Regions from separate parts of the Homo sapiens genome. Here region 1 is linked to region 2. A link is a loop called in an ENCODE intact Hi-C map of the cell type or tissue named here. Cell type or tissue: B cell. All regions are shown on one strand.

Evidence for each region. A loop is a pair of places that touch in the nucleus more often than their neighbours do. Peaks named below come from ENCODE experiments on the same cell type or tissue, not always from the same donor. Only the 100,000 strongest peaks of a DNase experiment are listed, where the experiment ranks them.
Region 1: a loop joins it to region 2, with 2.9 times the contacts of the local background. A loop is called at or near these places in 2 of 110 quality-filtered maps.

The regions. Positions count from the first base shown.
Region 1 is chr6:159,977,304-159,985,303 of GRCh38, reverse strand. All of the region lies in intron 1 of IGF2R (insulin like growth factor 2 receptor), which reads right to left. Among named protein-coding and RNA genes, the nearest start is that of IGF2R, 12 kb to the right of the region's middle. RefSeq lists silencers at 513-807, 1,813-2,107 and enhancers at 1,986-2,225, 2,973-3,142, 3,333-3,442, 3,453-3,502, 4,335-5,325 and 1 more. In B cell, no CTCF peak of the experiment used is centred here; DNase peaks (open chromatin) are centred at 3,243, 4,133, 5,923, 6,513 and 1 weaker place; H3K4me3 peaks cover 984 bases.
Region 2 is chr6:160,066,132-160,074,131 of GRCh38, reverse strand. It overlaps IGF2R (insulin like growth factor 2 receptor), which reads right to left. Exons shown (of 48, transcript NM_000876.4): 30 at 5,747-5,883; 31 at 4,074-4,264; 32 at 2,096-2,222; 33 at 1,248-1,367; 34 at 663-919; 35 at 157-375. LOC124901451 (a long non-coding RNA gene) reads right to left here and starts at 5,230. Exons shown (of 2, transcript XR_007059841.1): 1 at 5,118-5,230; 2 at 4,587-5,011. RefSeq lists an enhancer at 4,678-4,747. In B cell, no CTCF peak of the experiment used is centred here; DNase peaks (open chromatin) are centred at 3,551 and 4,781; H3K4me3 peaks cover 741 bases; H3K27ac peaks cover 1,048 bases.

The DNA.
Region 1 (8,000 bases), 89 kb after region 2:
GGTAAACGGCTTCATTTATTTTCCATTTAAAGAAATGGTTTTAACTTTTCAGAAAACATTTAGTTTCAGTTACAACACAAAAACTGGCAAAACATTCCACAAAACTTTAGTTTAAATCTTGTCACAATAAATGCCATTAAAAGGACAGACTCTGTATGGCATAAAGATCTCTGAGTTCCTATTATATTGCCAACCATCTACACAACTTGATTCAATAAAATGCTAGTCATATAGAAAAATTACAGTTATCCCTTCGCAGCACCTTGTAATCACAGATACAAGACCCCCAGTAGAGGCCTGGAACCAGGAATACGGTTTCGGATATGGTTTTTCCTTTACATACATACCCATGATTAAGTTTAATTTATAAATTAGTTGTAAAAGATTAACAACTAATAATAAAATAGCACAATTATAACTGTAATAAAAGGTATGTGAATGTGGCATCTCTCTCTCAAAATATCTTCATATTTTCAGACTGCAAGTGACCATGGGTAACTGAAACCTCAGGAAGTGTAACTGCTGATGGGGGGACTGGTTTATAGTCACTCACTTAATGGCGATACGTCATCAGAAATGTGTCATGAGGCAATTCTGTCACTGCTCAAACATCATCGAGTGTATCTGCACACACATAGATGGTGTCGCCTACTACAAACCTAGGCTATATGGTATGTCCTATTGTTCCCAGGCTACAAACCCACACAGCATGACGCTGCACTGAATACCCCAGGCAACTGTAACATGTGACACATATCTAAACGTAGAAAAGGTGCAGCAAAGATATGGTATAAAGGATTAAAATGGCACACTTGCCTAGGGCACTTATAATGAATGGAGCCTGCAGGACTGGAAGCGGCTCTGGGTGAGTCAGTGAGTGAGTGGACCTAAAGGCCTAGGACCTGACTGGACGCTTTCATAAGACTGGTAGCGCAGTGGGTTCGTTTACAGCAGTATTACCACAAACATGTGACTAATGCATTGTGCTACGACATTACAATGGCTACAGCATCACTAGGTGATAAGAATTGTTCAGCTTCATCCTAATCTTCTAGGACCAAGGTCATTTATGCAGACTGTAGTTTATGCAGTCCGTCATTGGCCAAAACGCTTCTCTTCTCGTTTTTAATGTCATGGATACTACTTATATCGTAAAGGCAGAATTCTCAGAATGGTTGAACCCATCTGAGGACAGCCTCTATGAAAAAGCTGTGAACTGTCTGAAGATTCAGACCACATCACATCATGCTGATCAACAGATCATATGCTTTTCCTTGCTCAACTTCTTCCCCAAGCTTAAACTTCTGCTACTCTATACTCCCAGTCCAGTTCTGCTTTCTCTTCTGCACAGTGTGAATTGCCAAACACCAGAGCATTGCCTTCCACAACCTCTCTTCCCATACCCAACTGGTTTCCATGGAAATAATATCAAGTCCCTCAGCCGGCTCCTTCCCACTGGCTGCACTGTCCTTGCTATTTCTATGTAAGCAGCTTGTGAACTCTACAAACAAGGTCCACATCTATATTGTCTTCCTCAACTCAGATGCACACTCTCCTTTAATGAGACTACTCAGCTCAGCAGAGTCCAACAGTGACACAACTCAGAAACATTCTACAATCAAACCATCAGGCCCAGCAGGAAACGGGGAGCAGCAGAAGTCAAATACAAGGCAAATGACTTTAGAAGATCTCTGCTTTTAAAGCAAAGTCTGTGGCAGAAACATACCCTATTTTTTTAATTTAACAAGGGCAATTAATTTAACCATATAAACCAAGCACACAGTCGGAATCTTTCCCATAAAGAAAGCTCAGATACTGTTTTGCTCCTGACTGTAATCTCACTGCTTCTGCTGAAACTATCCTGGAGAACTGCAGTCAGTCCACGCCTGTTCAGAAGTACAGAGGTTCCATTTTAACCTCATTTGCTTGAAATTTCATAATATCCTGAAAGGTGTTGGCAGATTACCAATTAGAAGGAAGCACACAAGTAACAGACTGTCAGCTGGTTAACCCAGAGACAGGAAGGTGTTTCTACTTTCCTGCTACTGTTCCAGCAAGGGCCGCAATCGAAACCCACCCTGGTCCAGACGAAACCAATCGAGGGGCTGCAATGAAGAAGTCAATGTAGCCCCAGGCCGACACAGCTGCCTAGAGTTCAAAAAGCTTAAAACAGAGATGCAGAGCCATCTCCACTGAGTGAGTTCTAAATGTCTGTCCAAAAATGAAAAATAAAAAATTCAAAATACAATGTCATAGGGATACAGATATAGAATATCTTTAAACTGACATTGGTATCTTAATATGACACCTCTCAGAGTTTTCATATATGCCATCACTCAATGCTTGCAAAACCACAATAGCTTGCAAGATGTAATTTGGAGTTCTTTCCTTTTAAAAACAGCTAGCATCTAAAGTATGTAAAATTCTATGATCAAAATATATGGTATGCTCAATCTCTTAAAGAAAATAAATCTTAGAAAACTGGGTTCCTTCCCTTCAACACAAAACATCTCCATGAAGTATCACTCTGTCCCTTCCTCATTTATTGCCATATATCCAAACTCTTTTAAAATATATCTTAGTTTCCTCAGTCCCTGTGAATCTTGGGGTTATGCTAATGGTCATGTAACTATTAAACATTTTACTACTGGCCTGCAATTAATAAAGCAAGATAAAGGCAGGATGGGATCAGTAATAATAAAAGTAGGCACGTGTGAATCTGTAATTTGGTTTCCTTAAAAGACAGAAACCCAGTTGGTGACACATAAGTGAAATTCACATAACAAGATACATGGTCACTAGCTAGAGAAATGTTTCTCTGAGTCTACAGCAAGCAACAAATCTAACATGTTGGAGACAAAGAGAATGTGAAGTGTTTCCAACCTGAACATCCAAAAAAGATTCTCCTACTTTCGACATGCACGCAAGTCCTCTAACAGAGTATTCAAGAAATCACCTGGCTCACTACTGTCCCTCAACAGTATCAGACAGTGTTTCAGCTCATACATATCCAGCACAGTCACCTTCAGAAATCCAGACCAGTCTCCTTAACTAAGGAGAAAGGGAAAAAACAGCAAGGAAGAGGAGCAAGGAGGCAGGGTTCCCACACTGGACCTTGGGAGCAGAATGTCAAGAGCCTAAGGTAACCACTGTCGTCAACAACTTGCTGTTGCCTACACTAAAAGAGAAACAATCTGATTTGCATGAAGACTCCTACCCCGAGCTGAAGGCTGGGGAAGCACGTGAGTTTGACACAGCATGGCCAGAGCTTATATAGGAAGTACTTCACTTCCTATTCTAACAAACCCACAAAGCTGTGGACAAAGATACAGGGCCGACAAATACAAATAAATAGAAGCAGGGAAATGCCAAACGTCAGCCTTTGGTTTTCCCTGAGAGGTATGCAGGGTCTGGAAGGAAGCCCGGTGTATGGAGAGGGATCCGGCTGGAAGCCCTAAGTCAAACACGACATCTAAGTTGATGTCAGAGCCCAGGGAACCAGGGCAGGCAATGGGGACTGCGTAACAGAGGTCACCTGGAATAGAGAGGGGGCACGCTACCCTAAGAAAGGTGCCATGAAGGGCCTGGGCCAGATTCCTGCCCCAGCGCTGACTAACAAGCTGTGTGAGCCAGTCTCTCCCAGCTCAACTTCCTCGACAAAACTCAGCTAGCCTACAAGGTCATTGTGAGGAGAAAACCACCACCAGGAACACAGAGCTATCGAAACAGACTATGATCTAAAGCTTTCATTTGAATCCAGAGAGAGAGTTGGACTGCTTAAAAACTAAGTTTACAAAAAAAGGTGAGTTGGCTGGGGGCGGGGGGTGCCCTCTGAAAGGAGTGTCACATGACACTGGCAAGGAACTGGAGGGAGAGACGGGCAGGCCCCTGTCCGGAGGCATCTCCTAGGAGCTGATGAAGACAGAGACACACGCACTCAGACAAACACACTCACACACACACACTCAGACACACACACTTGCACTCACAGACACTCAGACACACACACTTGCACTCACACACTCGTGCACTCACACACGCACTCACGCACACATACACACTCAACTGCCTCCTGGGACCTCTCAGGACAAGGATGCCACTCTGGCCTGCCCGCCCTGCACCATCCACAACAGAGACAGGTGAGTCCAGAGCTTCCAGCAGAAGAGCAGCAGGGGAAACAGAACAAGGGCAAACACACCAGGGTGTGGCGTTCCCAGGAGGTGGGCAAGTGCCCTCCACAACAGAAAGCTACCACAAAAATGGCTGGTCCTCTCTGCTATCCTTGGCTCAGATCAACTCAACAGTACAGGATGCAGGCCAGTATTTCAACCCTAAACCCTGCTCCGTGATGATTTTCTTCCAATCAGAGCAATTACCTGGGCGGTCTCATACTTTGCTCCTCATGTATAAAGAAGAGTTGTAGATGGGCTAAACTCCCTGCTTTGCCATGTGGATGTCTGAGGCCAACCGCCTTTAAGGACAATCCAGCCCCCAGCGCAGAATTCAGACCTTAATGTTCAGCCCCCTACTCTCCCTGTCACCAAGGTCCCAGAAAACCCTCCCAGACCCAGGGCCCTTCCTGGAGTGTGCAAACTACAAGGGAAGGTGGGCCTTTCTAGAAAACCTGCGGGCTGTCAGCTCAGCTGGCTGGCCCATGATGCTAATGAGGCCACCGCCAGGTGGTGGTTCCTCACAAAGGCCAATCAGGTGGACAGAGGAGAAAAGCCCCTGCTTTGAAGATGCTGGAGCCAAACATCAGACAGCAGAGGCTCCGCAAAGCCTAACACCCAGCTGGGGCTGCCCCTCTCCACCTTCTTACAGACTCAGAATGGACAGCCTAGGGAGGTCCCAGTGAGGTCCGTGACCTTGTCTCTGATCACAAATTCACAAAGTGGCCAAGCCCATGTTAGAAAGAAGCCTGTCCTGCTCCAGAGCTCATGCTATCTCCATCGCAGCCTAAAGGCAACCTGAAGAGGAAAAGCAGCTACCATGCTCAACTGCAACCCTCACCTAGGGATCTCATAGTTCCCTAAGGCAATCCAAGCAATCGAATCTTCCATGTACCTTTCTTTCTTTCTTTCTTTCTTTCTTTCTTTCTTTCTTTCTTTCTTTCTTTCTTTTTTGAGACGGAGTCTCACTGTGTTGCCCAGGCTGGAGTGCAGCGGTGCGATCTCAGCTCACTGCAAGCTCCGCCTCCCGGGTTCACACCATTCTCCTGCCACAGCCTCCCGAGTAGCTGGGACTACAGGCGCCCGCCACCGCGCCCATCTAAGATTTTTTGTATTTTTAGTAGAGACAGGGTTTCACCGTGGTCTCGATCTCCTGACCTCGTGATCCACCCGCCTCGGCCTCCCAAAGTGCTGGGATTACAGGCATGAGCCACAGCACCGGCCCATGTGCCTTTCAATCCACCAATCTACTGAAGTCCTCAAGGGCTCTGGCTTTTACCCAGAGGGAGCCCAAAGTCCCACAGCCTCTGTGATCTGGCCACAGCTAATCCTCCGTGCTCTCTGGCCCCTCCCTCCATTCTCCCAATGGCTCAGCCCACCCAGACACACTGGGCCCTTAGCTGCCTCTCAACCAAGTCAGACATGCTTCCCGCTGGGTCTGACATGCAGGCCCCCCACCAGGGTGCCTGGTTCACTCGCTCACTTCCAGCCTTTTACAGAAAGGCCTGGTGACAGCGGACTCTCCAATAAAACAGCCCCATCCTCAGGGCCCAACCCCCGACTCTGCCACCAGCTCTCCTCTCCCTCCGCATGTCCAGCAAAGTCAAGGCCATGAGCTCACGCTGCCTGTCACTCTAAAGGGGTGACTGTAAAAAGAGACAAAAGAGAAGAGAGAAGTGCTGGTATAACTGACGCTTCGAGAGCAGAGAGCAGGTGGAGGCAGGGTGCCTCAGGGGAACAATGAGGGTGACTCACTGGAGTCTCAGGCTTGCCACTTCTAGGAAACTCACTACTTTAGCACTTCTATTCTGGTGGCTTGGCACTCTATTTGCAGGCCAGGGTGGGGCGCAGGGAGTGTTGGGGGAGTTTTTTCAGTACTAAACAGCTGTTTTAAAATGTATAACTGATTCTGGAGTACAGATAACCATGCAGATAGCAACAAGTTAATTTTGCACACACTCAAAATCCAATGGTGGGTCCGCTCTGAAGGAGCTCTCTCCTCCCAGCACACAGCAGGCATGAAGAAGGTGGCAGCCCTAACAGCAAGACCCTCCTGGCCTTCCCTCTAGGCCATAGCCCACAGGCAACTCAACTGCAAAGGCCAGTTTTTGCTGTCACACACTCCTGAAAACAGAGCTCGGGCCAGTACTTCCACCATCCCCCTCACTTCCTACACCTCTCCCAGTGAAGGACGACACTCCTAGGATCTGCTTCCTCTTCCTGGACAACTTGCCCTCCAGATGTACTGAATAATGGTTGCCCCCAGGGGATCGAAAAGCACACAAAAGGAAAAAGAAAACTCCTACCAAAGGTCTGCAGCTGGCTGAACGGCCAGGTTCACAGAGCACCTGGGATTTTCCCCACCCTGGAGGAGTCACAGGAAAGTGCCCCTCTGCCCTGGCTAACACGGAGACAAAAATAGGCTTATGACGCATTGCTTTGGGCACCTCGAAAACCTAAACGACCGTACTTTTTTTTTTTAAGTTGCACAGCAAGGTGGAATTTATGAAGCACTTTCACATCCAAGCCACTGGCCTGGACACTTCTGTTCCCACCTACAACAGCACCCATTCCTCCACCCTCCAGGGAGGCCTGGAGAGGCCTAAGTGAGGACAGGACCCCCTTGACCATGTGCAGAAGTTAGCTGAGACTTCCTGATCCTACCACAGGGAAACAGGGAGGACGGCTCTTCTTGCCCTGGAACCACGACAGCCCCCTTTCTCCCAGCCTAGCCTGGGACCAAGCCACCACATGCAGGAGGGTGACCCCCGGCCCCCATCCAAACTCCACACCTCGAATTATCAAGCTCCTCATTGTTTGGGGGAATCTGAGTGAGGAAGGACTCCTCAAGGCTGCAAACCTCAGAACTGCAGAATTTGGGATGCAAAATGGACCCGGAAATCACGGAGTCCAGTGGCTTTGAAACTTTTTTAAACAGTGGAAACCTTTCTTTCTCATGAGGAAGCTTACGTGGAGTGCCAATCATGAAACAGATGAAGAAGAAATGCTCTCTGGTTGAGGCAGAAACCCCAAGACACTAATGGAGAGCTCTGGGAGGGCGAGAAACAGGTTATAAAAATAAATCCCTGATGTAAGGCAGCATCTGTAACTTACAGATAAAGCAACTGCTACCACTACAGCACCAATGAACACCGAGGACGTGCCAGGCATTCAAATGTCTTCCAATTCCCACACCTAGCCTACAACACGGTTAGCATCCCACGCCTAGCCTACAACACGGTTAGCATCCCACGCCTAGCCTACAACACGGTTAGCATCCCACGCCTAGCCTACAACACGGTTAGCATCCCACGCCTAGCCTACAAACATGGTTAGCATCCTGACTGGACACACACGGAAAGGAAGACTTCAGAGGTTCTGTGACTTGCCCAAGGCCTGTGAGGGGAGGAGTCTGGATTCAAGCCCAGGAAAGTGACTTCCAAAACTAACTCCCTAATGAGAGGTTTTCAAATAGGAAAGAGAGAAAGAAAACTAAGTCCCACCCCTCTTGAGGAGGAAAATGAGGTCCAGAGAAAAGAAGTGATTGGACACAGCCAACTCAACAATCCAGATCCCCCGTCTCAGGCCACACGCTGCCAGCAGCAATCAACAGGGGTTTAGCAGCTGTGTCTTGGCAGAACAGCGCTTGGGGGTGACATTGGGAGGGTGGAAAGGACCTAAAGCGCCAAGAACAGCCACAGAGGCACATCCTGCCCATCCCCTAGTCTCCCTGAAAACAATTTACAGCCAAATTCCAACAACTGCTCCCAGCCCTACCCCACGCAGCTGCACAAGGAGGCAGCCAAGGTCGGGTGGAGACCCACTGCAGAG
Region 2 (8,000 bases):
TCTTCCAGTAGCGGACCCAGAACATACACAGTCCCACTTACTTTCTCCATTTTTTTTATGCTTGAGCAACTCCCCACTGAAGGCAAGAAACAACGCAAAGGTTATCACTAAAAGTCTTGCAAAAATTATCTCCACCCTTGGATTTGTCATACTTACTATGGGGGGACCATCAATAGGAACTTTGCACACAGCGGCTCCGGCAGGACAGGGCACTCCGTGCATGGGATTTAGTGGCTGACAAATATTGATGTAGAAATCAGGGTTGGTATCGGAGGCATCATCCTCACTCTCATCATAAGCCTCATAACCACCAGTGCGATGAATAAGGGGAGACAAGTCAACAATAGAGCTTCCATTCCTCACGGAACATTCGGTCTGTTAAGTAGGAAAGACTGCTTTGAGTCTACAAAAAAATTTTCCTAATCACCACTAGGTCATCCATAAGAATTTAAAAGCTGAATAACAACAACAAAAAAAGTAGAAAGGTGTCAAAATGCTTCATTACATAGCACTGGGCACTTCCAGTCAACTTTATTATTGGGGTGATCAGGAGTGGACAGTTCAGCTGGGCATCTACTAGTGGGCAAGTGAACCTGACGAAGGGGCCCGGGTGCAGCCAGGCACTGGACATGCACTTCTCCCGTGCCCATCTGAAAACTCACCGCTTGCTCGCAGGCCAGCGGCGTGTGCCAGGAGAAGAAGAGAGTGCATGTCTGCTTGTCCAGGGAGATGAGCATGGGCCTATTGGTTGGCCTGGCCTCAGGCCTGCACACGAAACTGATCACACTCTTATAGCTCAGGCCGGATTTGGAGGGACAAGGGGACCCATCCTTGTACACCAGCTGCAGGACCTGGTCCACGTATCTCAGCCTCTTGTTGGCCTTGCCCACGCTAATCCTGGTCTGTCCAAAGCAGGCCCCTGCACCACAAGGGAAAGGCGGAGAAAACACAATCACAGACTCGATGGCCAATTTTCTGATGAGAACTTTCGCAAGTCAGGACCATCAATTTCATAGCCAACACTTATAACTTCAAGTGTCCAATCCGGCTTTAACCATTGTTTTACATTGAATGTTCATTCCATCACATGACCATGTGTCCCCCACATGGGGTGACTGCTGCAGGAGACAAAAGCGTCTCAGCTTCCTGGCTCTGCTCATCCTTTTTGCCATTAGCATGCAAAGAGACTGAGGACAACCCCAGAGGACGGGAGAGTCAGACAACACACGAGAGACCACAGCACTCACCCACGCCAGGAGGGCAGTTTTCATTCTCCCCACAGATGCTCATGTAAACCAACCCCTTCTCGCTGTAAGCAGCTGTGAATCCCGCCCTGCCACTTAAGGAGCTCAGATCAAACAGGTGTCCTGTAGGGTGGAAGAAGATGGGGACACAGTGACTCCAGGGAGCTGAGACTTGGGAGGCTCATCATCGGCGAGCTCACACACAGATTATGTCAGCATCGGGACTTCTGACTTCTCACCACGACCCCTGTCCTAAATCCTCCACCAACAGCCAGGCTGTATCATGAGACTGTCAGTCCCTTGATCCATGAGATGTCCCATCCTTAGCTGAAAAGATCGTGGCTCACAGCACCCTCTGCTGGGCCATACCACAGCAGCCACTAAGAGTCTGGTGGGCATGGGGAGAGCCTGCCCAGCACACCTCTTGCTGCCAATGGACTGTGCCTGTGCCTTTCTGGGTGCCCAGCACAAGGGCAGGTGAGAGACTCCTGGCAATCCACTACACTGATGCTGAAAGGCAGCCAGGGGCTAGCTCTAACCTGCCCTGGAGAGCCTAGAGCTGCTGGACTGACACTGTCAGTAACCCCAGTCAGGAGCACCTCTCACACCAGGAGAGTGACAGGAGGGATGGATTCTCTGTGGGAGCATTCTCTCCTCCACTGAAGGAGAGCCAGGAGAACACACAGCAGCCCATCCAGAGAAAGGCCAAACACACCCACACACCATGACACCTCTGCCCAGGGCGCCTGCTGCCCATAGCTTCTCTTTGGGTCTCTCCCCTGATGAGCTGGGTTTGGTGGGGGCACCGTCTCTCACCTGCGCTGGGGTTAACGACTGGCACCACCTCTCACCTGTGCTTGGGTTGGTGACCTGGCAGTCATCATGCTCGTTGCTCTTCATGGGACAGGCTGTGGCTGTGGGCCAGGCAAAGGTGTACTCACAGTCCTCCACGGCGCTGATGAACATGGGCCTGGAGTTCTACAACAAAGCACAGACAGGTCCTGAAGGGATCACGCAAAAACTCCATGTCTATCATGATTTCAACTTACAAGTGGAAGCTTCTCTGAAAAACTCCACAGCATGTGACATTTCTGTCTCCATGTGCCTGTGGGATGAGGCGCAGATTAGGAAAAGCAAAGGGTCAGAATGTGTCCTGAGCTGCCACCATGGGCTTCCCCTGCAGGTAAGTGAAACACCCACAGGCAGCAACACACTTAGGGGACCAGGAAGCTCCCTCAGGCTGAGGAACAGGACAGGGGTTGGGGACAGGCGTGCAAAGGATGCTGGAAGGGCTACAGGGAGACACAAATGTGTAAATCATTGATAAAATTCTAAAAACCAAATGAGGTAAAATCCATTATCACAGTCAAAACAAAAAGATATACCAAGAGAACTAGCCCATTCCACGCATCCTCCCACTGGCACCAGCCAAGGCTTACTCTGCTCATCTCAAAACGCTTCATGTCCACTGCAGAGTTAGCATGATGAGTTCAGCAGCACCTTCCTTCCCAGGTAAACCCCATGATTCCTGCTGGGCACCCTGATAAGCCACGCTGCAGTCCAGCCTCCCAGGCCCTGGGCACAGGGGCCTCGACACACCCCCACCCTTCCCTCCCAGCCTCCTGGGCCCTGGGCACAGGGGCCTCGACACACCCCCACCCTTCCCTCCCAGCCTCCTGGGTCTGGGGCACAGGGCCTCCACACACCCTTCACCTTTCCCTCCCAGCCTCCTGGGTCTGGGGCACAGAGGCCCCCACACACCACCCTCATCCTTCCCTCCCAGCCTCCTGGGCTCTGGACATGGGGAACCCCACACACCCCTTCACCCTTCCCTCCCAGCCTTCTGGGCCCTGGGCACAGGGGCCCCACACACCCTCTCACCTTTGCCCCCCACATGTGGGGCAGCCCTTTTGTCCTCGGCCATGAGCCTCTCAGGTCACAGAGGAGAATGCTCAGAGGCCCCAGCAGCTCATGAGTCTGGACTAAGCCTCTGCACAATCTTCCCAAGAGGAAACTTCCCTGCCGCTCCAGGCAAGAGGGCAGGCCTGAAGCTCCTGGAGCCCCCCATCCCAAGCTCCCCTACCACTGCTGCCCACCGCTGGAGAGCATGGGGCGAGCCACCCTGACACCCAGCGAGCTGGTCTTGCCCGAGTTAATGCCCAACTCAGCCACCGAGCTTGTCATGCACGCTAGCACTGGGGCTCACCACAATCTCACACACAGAAAAACCTGTATGCAGTCGACACCTGCTTACGTGCATGCCAAACAAGTAAGGGAAGAACTGATCACAGGCACTCATGCTCACTGACTGTGCATCTCCCGTGTGTCAGAAATGACACCTGGCACTTCCTACCTCTTCTCTCGAAACCCTGCAATGGGCAGGACAAGTATGCCTCATGTTATGAACGGCTGAGCAGGGCAGACTACCTGAGTAATTAACCAAGTTATGTGGCTGGGAAGTGGCAGCGCTACCTGTGACCCGGGCCCAGCCAACCTTCTCGTGCTTCCCAAGCTGCCGCCGTGAAGACAAAAGGGCATGTAGTCAAACAACAATCTCCTCCACAGCCTTTAGGGGTCTGAGTCAAACTCTGAAGAGAACCAATTCTGAGTCGGGAACTGCCAGGCAAGCTTCTAAGGAGCCAGACAGCACGAGGGTTCCCCAGATTGCAGGCCGCGGCGACGCTGTTCCCCCAACCTCTGGTAAGGGCGCATCATCCCAGGCTCTAGAACTCGCATCCCAAGGCAGATGAGGACGTGCGGCTCACCGCCCTGCACATGGGCTCAATTCCCAAAGCTGCAACAGCAGAAGGTGCAGGAACAGTCCCTTACCACTTGGCTCTCGCTGCAGGTGAATCGGATGGTGGTTGACTTTTTCCGAATCCCATCTGGACATAAGTCGCCATCAACGTATTTCAGGACAATTATGCCATCTCTCCACTGAGGTCCGTCCCTTACCCTGCCGAGGTTCACGGGCTTGGAGCCACCCAGCAGACACGCGGCTGCTTCTGGAGGGCACGGCTCTGCAGCACCAGACACAAGAAAGAGTTGCCTTTAGTGACTCCCCAGGCTAGAACAGAACTTCATCAGGCAATAAATGTCACACACGCTGCAGAACTTCATACGCTTTCTAAGAGTCACTTCAAAATACCTGCTATTTCTTTCACATAAGTCAGATGACAATGACATCACGTTAGTTCTCACTCACTTACATGCTGTTTTGTCACAGATGGACTGGGGCAGGCGGGCGTGAGTGTAGAGGAATAGCTAGGCTGTAGCAGTCGAAATTCTTTCTGAACCCCATATAGGATGAAGGTTATATTCCCAAATTAAGACAGAGGAACATTTTAAATGGCCTACGTCCATGCACCTTCTTTATTCAAGAAGCTACCAAGAATTCTGCCTGTTTCCCAGTCCCTAAAATGCCTGTGCCATGTGCCCTGGGTGAAGAACTAGTCCCATGCCACAGGGGTACAGCCACTGTCGAAGTCTGCACAGCACAACGCAGCAAGGGGAAGTGGAACCACAGCCTCAAACCACACAGAGGATGGAACCACCTTCTGCAGCTAAAAATAACCACACCGCCTTTGAGGTGAGCCACCCAAGATGCAGGTGGGGCTGTATGAAACTCCACGAACATGGGATGAGTTTCATCTTCAGGGTTCCGAGGGGCCATGAGTGGTACCAAGATCCCTGGAGGTGCCCTTGGTTTCCCATGTACAGCTGACATCCAGTCTCAGCCAACCACCGCAGGTTTGAGTGAGCTGTCCCTGCATCACAAAAGGACCGACCATACAACTCTCAACATACGCAGGCACACACCAAGACCTCCACGTCACACCCCCCATCTTCTACCTGCTAAGAAGGATTCCTCACCATGGCTATTATTTCTATCTATTATATCTTCATCTCCTCATGTTCAGAAAGGGTTATCATGTTCCCAGCAGTCCTCAGCACTGATTTACCCTGGGCCATACTAGGGATCAACTGTTAACACCCTTAAATCATTCTTCGTCCTGCTGTTTCTCGGCCGAACCACGTCCATGCTGCAGAGAGTAAAGCGCCTCCAAAGAATCCCCATCCTACTTGATCTTCCCTGATAAACTCATGACAAGCCACCACCCCATGAAGAGGCCCTCTCTCACCAGTGCCAGCCTTCAATACACTCACTGCAAACACCATCCCACGAGGAGGCCCTCTCTCACCAGTGCCAGCTTTCAATACATTCATTGCAACCACCACCCCATGAGGAGGTCCTCTCTCACCAGTGCCAGCCTTCGATACACTCACTACAACCACCACCCCACGAGGAGGACCTCTCTCACCAGTGCTGGCCTGTGATACACTCACAGCAAACACCACCCCACGAGGAGGCCCTCTCTCACCAGTGCCAGCCTGTGATACACTCACTACAACCACCACCCCACGAGGAGGCCCCCTCTCACCAGTGCTGGCCTGTGATACACTCACTGCAAACACCACCCCACGAGGAGGCCCTCTCTCACCAGTGCCAGCCTGCGGGGCCAGAGACTTGCAGACATTGATGAGGTAGTGCTCCGGGTCCCCCGTCCCAGTGATGGCTTCCCAGTTGTCACTGTACCTTGACAGGGACGAGAGGTCGAAGGAGTTGCCAGCCCCATCTCTGAAAAGAAGAAAACCCGCAGTTAGTTAGGCTTGGTCGTATTCTCTTTAAACATTGGGCACTCTGTCTAGAAACGTTCAAGTATTCAGGCATAGTCTAAGCCTGACAGAACTTTAGACTCGACTTCTCTCTGTCTCTGTCACACACACACACACACACACACACACACACACACACACACACCCCCCATCAGAATCAGCAACAACATAACTTCCCTGAACATAATAGTTCAGGAAACTATTAGGCTCACTTAAAAAAAAATTTAAATTTTAACAGAAAAACTCAAGTCTGCAAAGTGCGTGCCGTCTGTGCTCAGGCCACTGAGAAGTGGAACTTGCTGGTGACAAAGGTAAGCAGCCAAGATGCTAGGAGCACACACAGCAGGGGCCATGCCCGGGGCAGCCGCACGCCACCTGTTGTTTAAAACCAAGGCCGCCAGCAGTTACTGAAATTCTGAAATTAAAATGGGCTTGCTGACCTTTCTGCACAGGCTAAAGGTTCACTAACTACACAAATCCCAAATACAGACAGTAACTGGGAACCAACCCCATGCCAGGAGCAATATTAACAGTGAGTGAGACACACACTCTGCCACCACGGAGCAGGAACGGGAGCAGCTACAGATGCCACCTCAGCGGCAGCTCTTAGCGCTTCAGAGGGGAATAAAAACTGGTCATTCATTCAAAAGCTGTGTGCTAAACTGGGGGTACTGTATTAAACAAAACAGTATTAAACATCATCAATCTTACAAAGTTTACCAAAATTACCTGTGGAAGAAAATGACCGTGAACAAGATAAGACTTTTAAAAATACATACTGTATTTGATGGAAGTAAGAGCTGAAGGAAAAAAGGCAGATAAGGGGGATATGAAGTTCGGGGGGCAGAGGCAGCTGTTGAAATTTTAGACAGTGGAGCCAGAGAAGGCGTGACCGAGAAGGGGACCTGTGAATAGACTCTGAGAGAAATGGAATCACTGACCATCCTGGCACCCAGTAAAGCGCATCCCAGGCAGAGAACAGCATGAGCAAAGGGCCCGAGGCACATAAGCCCGACATGACCCGAGAAAGACAGAAACCCCGTGTGGCTGGAACAGAGTGAAAGTGAGGTTATTAGAGACAACACGGGGGTCATGTCCATCAGAGGAAGAACTTCAGCCTGTAGGTCCCAATGAGATGGGCGCTCACTGCATTGAAGGTTTCAGCAAGAGCGACATGGTGGGACTTATATCTCAAGAGGATCATTCTAATTACTGTGTGGGACTAACCAAACGTGTGACAAGGGACATGGCAAGGAGACCTCGGAGTGGCAGCTGCAGTACTGCACGCACGAGAGGAGGAGTGCCCAAACCAGGGGCAGGTGGCAGGAAGGGAAAGCTGCCTGAAGGTGATGGGACAAGAACAGAGCTTAGTGAATATCACCAAATGCTCTAAAAGTAGTCAACAGAAGAAACAGAAATAGAACTAACAAAGCCAAGGCAGAGGAAAGAGGAGAGGAGAACAGCACAGGTGAGGACAGCTTTCATCTTTTAAAAGAGAGTCAACAGACACCATTAGAAGCTGACAAACAGAGGTTTAGAGTTATAGAAGGTTCCAAAAAGAACCACAAGAAGAAACAGTAAAAAGTGGAGTGAAGCTAGGGGTTGGGGAGGGAGAGGTGAGGGTGGGTAATTTCATCTATTAATATTTTTGGACTCTCAATTACAATAGACATATATTAACTTTTATTATGAGATTATAAAATTCTCCTCTGATTTAATTCTACTTTTAAAAACTTAGCATAAAAATATCTTTAGGAAGGCCGGGCGCAGTGGCTCACACCTATAATCCCAGCACTTTGGGAGGCCAAGGCAGACGGAGGATGACCTGCAGTCAGCAGTTCAAGACCAGCCTGGCCAACATGGTGAAACCCTGTCTCTACTAAAAATACAAAAAATAGGCTGGCTCAGTGGCTCACACTTGTAATCCCAGCACTTTGGGAGGCCAAGGCGGGCGAATCACGAGGTCAAGAGTTCGAGACCAGCCTGGCCAACATAGTGGAACCCCATCTCTACTAAAAATACAAAAAAATTCGCCAGGTGTGGTGGCGGGCGCCTGTAATCCCAGCTACTCGGGAGGCT